Regions from separate parts of the Homo sapiens genome. Here region 2 is linked to region 1. A link is an interaction called in ENCODE POLR2A ChIA-PET data of the cell type or tissue named here. Cell type or tissue: K562. All regions are shown on one strand.

What was found. Peaks named below come from ENCODE experiments on the same cell type or tissue, not always from the same donor. Only the 100,000 strongest peaks of a DNase experiment are listed, where the experiment ranks them.
Region 2: POLR2A ChIA-PET joins it to region 1 with 7 read pairs; 2 of 35 experiments call an interaction of 5 or more read pairs at or near these places.

Annotation. Positions count from the first base shown.
Region 1 is chr11:71,967,235-71,971,234 of GRCh38, forward strand. The region is part of intron 3 of RNF121 (ring finger protein 121); the gene reads left to right. Among named protein-coding and RNA genes, the nearest start is that of IL18BP, 30 kb to the right of the region's middle. In K562, no CTCF peak of the experiment used is centred here; no DNase peak of the experiment used is centred here.
Region 2 is chr11:72,625,038-72,629,037 of GRCh38, forward strand. The region is part of intron 2 of PDE2A (phosphodiesterase 2A); the gene reads right to left. Among named protein-coding and RNA genes, the nearest start is that of MIR139, 12 kb to the left of the region's middle. RefSeq lists enhancers at 802-1,346, 1,347-1,890, 3,590-4,000. In K562, no CTCF peak of the experiment used is centred here; DNase peaks (open chromatin) are centred at 854 and 1,514; H3K27me3 peaks cover 289 bases.

The sequences.
Region 1 (4,000 bases):
TATAATATTTATGTTTTTTAAATAACATGTTTATACTGATGTATAAATTTCTACTTTTAAATATTATATATTGACTTCCTACTTTGGAAGGTAATAATTATGTGGGTTTTTTTTGTTTTTTTTTTTTTTTTTTGAGACGGAGTCTCACTCTGTCACCCAGGCTGGAGTGCAATGGCATGGTCTCGGCTCACTGCAATCTCTGCCTTCTGGGTTCAAGCGATTCTTCTGCCTCAGCCTCCCAAGTAGCTGGGACTACAGGTTCATGCCACCACACCCAGCTAATTTTTGTATTTTTAGTACAAATGTATTTTAGTACAAAATACAATAGTATTTAGTATTTTGTATTTAGTACAAATGTATTTTTGTATTTTTAGTACGTGGTTTCACCATGTTGGCCAGGATAGTCTCGATCTCCTGACCTCGTGATCTGCCCACCTTGGCCTCCCAAAGTGTTGGGATTACAGACATGAGCCACTGTGCCTGGCGGTAATAATTATCTTTTACTGCTATACCTATACCCGTTACATACTACAAACATTTCCTCCTCCCAATTTTTAAATAAATATTCATTGTTTACATTATTAAGTATTATATGTAAGTATTATTCACAAGATGTATTATTCACAGCTTGAGCCATATGATATATTTGGTACATTTTCTTTCCTTTGCTCAGGTTTCTTTTGGAATGTTTCTTACTGATTTGTAAGAGCTCTTTGTAGGTCAGGAATAAGCCTTCTGACATAATTTGCTACGGATATCTTTCCCCAGTTTGTCATTTGATTTTATTTGTAGAATTGGTAGAAAAATTTTTATAGATTAGATTTATGAACGATCTTTTTTTTTTTAAGATGAAGTCCTGCTCTGTCGCCCAGTTTGGAGTGCAGTGGCATGCTCTCGGCTCACTGCAACCTCTGCCCCCGGTTCAAGCGATTCTCCTGCCTCAGCCTCCCAAGTAGCTGGGATTACAGGCTCCTGCCACCATGCCTAGCTAACTCTTTGTATTTTAGTAGAGAAGGGGTTTCACCATGTTGGCCAGGCTGATCTCGAACTCTGGACTTCAAGTGATCAAACTGCCTCGGCCTCGCAAAGTGCTGGGATGACAGGTGTGAGCCACTGCCCCCAGCCCAATTTATGAACGATCTTGTTGGCTAAGTACTCTATTGTTTGCTATTCTGTTTGGATGGCCCATCTTGCTGTTCCTGATTTTCTATCCTGGTTCTTATAAAGTTCTTCTGCCTGCCTAGGCATATTTTAGGTAATAGCCATAGCTACCAATTTTACAATTCTTGTGGACCTCTCATTCTCAAATCTGCTGTAGGTTAAAGGTCAGTTCTAGAGAGGAGAAGCAGAGCATAAATATAGTTGGGACATTACCACCTATGTAATTACGTAGACATAATTAATAACACTAGCTAGCATTTATTGAGTACTGTCTATTTATTTGTTCAGTCAGTAGATATTCGTTGATCCTTTCTAGTCCCACGCTGGGGCTGTGCTCAGTTATATTGTTTCCTTTGTGGAGAAACAACTTTGAAAAACAGTTTCAAACTGTTTTTAAATTAAACTCCCTATGATCTGGGAGTTTAATTCCTAGATATATGCCAAGAGAAGATTTTGGTACATCCTCCTAGGATTTTTCTTTTTTCTTTCTTTCTTTTTTTTTTTTTTTGAGTCAGGCTCTTGCTGTGTTGCCCAGGCTGGAATGCAGTGGCGCGATCTCGGCTCACTGCAACCTCCGCCTCTTGGGTTCAAGTGATTCTCCTGCCTCAGCCTCCCAAGTAGCTGGGATTATGGGTGTCTGCCACCATGCCCGGCTAATTTTTGTATTTTTTAGTAGAGACAGAGTTTCACCATGTTGGTCAGGCTGGTCTCGAACTCCTGACCTCAGGTGATCCACCTGCCTCGGCCTCCCAAAGTGCTGGGATTACAGACGTGAGCCACCGTGCCTGGCCCCTCTTAGGATTTTTCATAGCAACACTATTTGTAGTAGCAAAAACTTGGAAATGACAATACTCACGTAAAGGTGAATGGGTGAGTTAGTTGTGATATATTCACATAATGGAATATAACATATAAAATAATGCATATGACATACTTATAAAAAGACAAAATATAAAATAACTATAGCTACAAATAATGGTAAGGATGAAGCTTAGCAGTATAATATTGAGTGCAAAAGAAGAGTCCTAGAAGACCACTTATAAGTTGACACTTTTTATAGAAAGGTAAAAATAATGGAAACTTAAGTGGTATGTTTTCTTTTTTTTGGCTAAGTTTGTGTTAGGCATAAACGGTATGTTTTAAAATTACGTATATGTGTGATAAAACCATATTTTACTTTATTTTGAGACAGGGTCTTTCTCTGTCACCCAGTCTGGAGTGTGGTGGCATGATCACAGCTCACTGCAGCCTCAACCTCCTGGGCTCTGTTGATCCTCCCACCTCAGCCTCCCAGGTAAATGGGACCACAGGTGTGCACCACCCTTGCCTGGCTAATTTAAAAATTTTTTTTCTAGAGATGAGGGTCTTCCTGTGTTGATGAGACTGGTCTCAAACTACTGGGCTCAAGCAGTCCTCCCACCTTGGCCTCTCAAAGTATTGGGATTACAGGCATGAGCCACCGTGCCAAGCCAAAACCACATTTTAAAAAGCAAGGGAATAGAATCAAGATTCCAGATAATGGTAACCTTGTATGGAAGAGAGACTGCAGGATAGGATAGAGACGAGCACATAGCTAGATATAAGTAATTTTAGATGTTTCACATCTTAGGTTCATTTGTGGGTTCAGTATTTATCATGTTATTAAATAATTAATGTAAAAAGTAAAGAAATTATGTCATGTGGTACAGGATGGATGAACCTTGAAGACATGTTAAGTGAAATAAGCCAGTCACAAAGAGACCAATATGATTCCACTTATATGAGATATCTAAAGTAGTCAAATTCATAGAAACAGAAAGTAGAATGATGGCTAGGGAGTAGGGGGAATTAGGGCCTATAGAGCTTCCATTTTACAAGACAAAAAAGTTCTGGAGATCTGTTACAAAATAGTAACAGATAGTAATACATAACAGTATTGAACTGTATACTCAAAGATGAATAAAATGGAAAATTTTTTGGGTTTTGAAACCACAAAAGTAGTTTTGGTTGACACAGTGGCTTACACCTCTAATCCCAGCACTTTGGAAGACTAAGGTGGAAGGATCACTTGATTCCAGGAGTTCCAGACAAGCTTGGGCAATGCAGGGAGACCCCATTTCTACTAAAAATTTTAAAAATTAGCTGACTGTGGTGGTGTGCACTTGTAATGCCAGCTACTTGGGAGGCTGAGGCGGGAAGATTGCTTGGGCCCAGGAGTTTAACGCTTCAGTAAACTATGATCACGTCACTGCACTCCAGCCTGGGTGACAGAGTGAGACTGTCATTTAAAAAAAGACAAAATAATAATAACTTTAAAAAATTAAAGGTGGTCCATGCATGGACTAATGATGAGAATGTTCATTAACCAAAGAATTTGAATAATTTATTTTTTTCTCTACCTAAAGTTCAAAAATAAAGCAAGAAAGAAAGCAACTACCAAGACAGGGACTTACCTTGCCTTAAGACACACTATAAGAATAGACAAACAGATCAGTGGGACAAAATGCAGATCTCAGAGATGGATGGGAATTTAATATATAATAAAGGTGTAACCACCAATCAATAAGAAGGTATTCATTGTTAAGTAGATTAGTTGAGAAAACTGACTCACCACAAGGAGAAAAATTAAAACTAGATTTGTACATAATACTGAATACAAAGGGGACTCAAGATAAAGACCTAATTATGAAAGGTAAAGTTATGAAACTAATTTTTAAAATATAAGCAGGCTGGGTGTGGTGACTCATGCCTGTAATCCCGGCACTTTGGGAGGCTGAGGGGGGCAGATCACTTGAGCCTAGAGGTTCAAGACCAGCTTGGGCAACATGGTCAAACCCTATCTCTACAAAAAATAAAAAAA
Region 2 (4,000 bases), 660 kb after region 1:
TGTTTCCTGTTGTTGTGCTCAGAGTCCTCAGCCTCTGCTTGTTCCTTCAAGGATTTCCTGTTGTCAGGGCCCCTGGCAGGCCTGGCCTGTCTGGGATACACACCCCTAAGCCCAGAGGCTGGCCAGCAGGAACCCTGGGCCCTCTGCCTCCCCACTCCAACATTCCGGCTGGATCCATGGGACTTTCCATCCTCCCCTGGTCCACCAACCTGGATCCCCCATGTGTCTGCACTGGTGCTGGCTCTACTGGGATGGACAGAGGAGATCAGCTCCGGGCCTCGCCCCAGCCCCAGGGTGCCCAGACCTGTGCTTCCCAGAACAGGGCTCCAGGGCAGCCTGCACAAGCTGTTACAGCAACTGAACAACTGTGGACAGGACCAGCCCAATGCTCCACGTGAAGCTGCTGAAAGCCTGAGGAGTGGGAGATGGAGGGCAGAGGACAAGGGTTCGAGGGTTTAAAGTTGAGGAAGACTTCCCAGATGGAGCGGCTAAGAGCCAGGAAACAGGGAGGAGGAGGAGGAAAAGGCAGCCTGAGGAGGGGACACCAGGCTGGAGGCCGGAACCTGGAGGAGACAGGATGGACCAGGAAGAAGAAAGGAACATGAGAGAGGTGGAGGGCATTTGTGGGGTTTGGAGAAAACAGGCTTCTCTCCCATCTGCTCCCACCTCTCCCTCAGCCAGCACTCAAATTCAGGCTCTAGGCAGGGGCCTCTGGCACACCCTTCCCTCCTAGCCCCACAGACTCCCCCCAGCAAGGGCGCTGCCAAGCTCCCTCTCCTCCTGCCCCAGCCGGTCTGCAGGAAGGACACACGGAGGCCAGTGCACACGCTCTTCACACAGCCTGAGATAAATATTTCCCGGGAAACGGAACTTGTTCTCTCAGTGTTTACAGCCAAAGGCCAGGCAGGACGGTGGGGGGTGGGGCCGGCTGGAGCAACCTCAGCCCGGGGCCGCAGCATCTGGCCTGGGCACTGCCTTGGACCTGCCTGCGCCTCTATGCCAGCTCCTGCCTTTCCCTGAGTCTCAACTCCAGGCCCTTGACGAGGCTGGCCCTCCCTGGGCCTAGGCCTTGCCCGCGAGCCTGGCGTGGTCTCAGCATGTGTCTTCTCTGGGTATAAGTCCCCGGTGCTTTATGCCTCCTCCTTTAGACTAGGCTTCTTTGATGGCAGGACCTGCGATGCCCATCTCTCTCTTTACTCAGTCAGCCAGGGGTGTGGACAGTGGATGGGCAGGCAGAGAGACAGGCTAGAGTGGCAGCTGAGACCGCCTCCCTGGTCCCAGGTCCCTGCACGCCCCGGGCCTGTGCAGCCCAACAGGGGCACAGACAGATGGCAGGGCCTCAGGACCCCCATGGATGCCAGATGCTAAGGCCAACTTGTTGGCAGCCACTCCCTTGGGGCCATGGGGCATTGTAGAGGCCACTGGCTCCTGATGTGCAGAATCCAGGAGGAAGTAGCACATCTGGCAGCTAGGAGCACTCACTTGAGAATGTTAGATAAGGGCCCGAAAAGTGCTGCCTACAGCGCGGCCCCTCCAGCCTCACCCCAGGACTTGCTGGTAAGCTATGCTCGTATACTCGGAGCCTTCTCCCCTCCCACTCCTGCCCACACTCTCGCACAAGCTGCTCCTTCCCCAGCGAAGCCCTACTCCACCTGCAGCGGCAATGGCAATACCCCCTCCAACCTGGCTCCCGCCCCTGCCTAGTGCTACCCCCGCAGCTGGGCCCACATATTCACTGGTGGCCTCAGCCTCACCCTGACTCTGGCACCAAGCCTTCCTCAGCCCAGCACTCATGGGCAGAGTGTTTTGGAGCCGGGTTCTGAGCATGAGCCAACCTCCTGCAGCCTCCTCTGGGGCTGAGTCCTTGCTCCAGCCTCCTCTATCTGCTTTTTCCCAGTCCTGTTCTGGTCCTGGTTGTCCTTAGCTGCTGCTGTCAGAAGCTGACCTCATGGACCTCTCTGACTGCCTAGCTGGTCCCTGGCTTCTTCGGTTGGTGCCCTTGACCCTCTCCATCCTTCAAAGTTCTAAGGTTGCCTCCTCCAAGTCTCCAAGACCGCCCAACCCAACTGTGCCCCTTCTTGGAACTACTCCAGCCCTACTCACAGCCACTCTTGTTCATTCAAGAAGTATTTATTGAGCACCTACCATATACCAGGCCTATACCAAGCACCACATGGGCCCAAGAGAGACAAAGGAGACTCAGTCTCAGCCTCTGCCTCCTGGGTGTTTACAACCCCATGGGGAAGGATACACTACCCACAGCACCCCGTGGGGTAACAGGTTTCCCAACTGTGGGCTCAGGGAAATGGGGACTGTGAGTGCCCAGGGAAGGGAGGAGACTGGCTCGGCCTGAGGTAGAGGGACCAGTCTGAGGAACGTCACAAAGGAGGTGACATTTCATCTGGGCCTTGAAAAGAGAGTAGGTGGAGAAAGAAAGGAAAGGTATTCCAGACAGGTGGTCAGTGTGAGCAAAGGCAGGGAGGCAGGGGGAGCTGCTGTGTGCTGGGAGTGAACACAACAATGTGGCTGTAGCGCTGGCTGTCTCAGGGCATAAGGGGACACAAGGGGACATGAGGGGACCCAGCAGGCAAGGCCAGCAATGCCCTGCCAAGGGGTGTGGTCTTTGTCCCAAGGGCAGCAATAGAGGAGCCGGTGTTGGGCAGTGCATTTCAGTACTTATTGTGGATGTCAGTGCCCTCATCCACGTCCGCCTCTCCCCATGCCCCCATCCCAGCTAAGGCTCCCAAGCCGCCATCTGGGCCCTGAGAGCCATCACAAAGAGGGCATTGACTCAGCATGCTCAATTCACCAACTTGAACTGCCCCAGACCTGACTTTCAGAGAGACAGTAATGATGCAGAGGCCTGGCCCTGAAGGAGGATGCCAGGCTGAGCTGGAAGAGCCCCTCCTCCAAGTCAGCTGCTGGCACAGGGGCTAGGTAACCATCCCAGGAGGGTGTGCTGAACACACGCCTGCTGGGTGGGGATGGGTGCTGGCAGCTCTGCTTTCTTGGCTGCTGCCCAGCCAGTGCCAGGAGAGTGTGCCATGCCCATAGAACTTCCATAAGCCTCAGCCCAGCTCTGCAGAGCATCCTGTCTCACAGGGGTACAGCCTAGTCCTGGCTCTAAGGATGTCATCCTTGAGGGAAACAGAGAGGAGGCTAACTCTCCCCAAGGATCTGCCATGTGCCAGGCCTGCGCCGGGCACCCCACACATACAGTCTTTGTAACTTCTCCCAACAGCTCTATTGTGGTAATGTTGAATAACAGTGATTACATCCAAGAATGATAGAGGTTCTTTTTTTTTTTTTTTGAGATGGAGTCTCACTCTGTCACCCAGGCTGAAGTGCAGTGGCGCGATCTCGGCTCACTGCAAGCTCTGCCTCCCGGGTTCACACCATTCTCCTGCCTCAGCCTCCCAAGTAGCTGGGACTACAGGCGCCCACCACCACAACCGGCTAATTTTTTGTATTTTTAGTAGAGACAGGTTTCACCCTGTTAACCAGAATGGTCTCGATCTCCTGACCTTGTGATCCACCTGCCTTGGCCTCCCAAAGTGCTGAGATTACAAGCGTGAGCCACCGCTCCCGGCAGTGATAGACGTTCTTATCCCGCCTGGCAGGTGAGGAGACTGATGCTCAGGCTGGTTAAGTGACAGGCACAAGGCCACACACCTAGGAAGCAAGGGAGTTGGGACTTGAACCCGTGCTCATCTGACCCTGTGGCTTGTCCACTATATGAGGCCATCTTGGCTTCCCAGATCCACCCTGACAGGAGGGCCCCTCAGGCTCCCAGTCCCTTTTCCCTCCAGCTGCCCCTGTGGTCTGAGCAATGCCCTCGGGTCCCCACTCTCTCCAGTCTTGCCCTCTCCATGTTGGCAGCGTCCCCTCAGGCAGCCCATCTCTTCCCAGCAGTGCTGAGTATAGGCCTGGGCACTCGGGTGGGGTGCTGGCAGGACCCAGAAATCCAGCAGGCCCTGCCAAGAGTCCAGGCAGACACTAA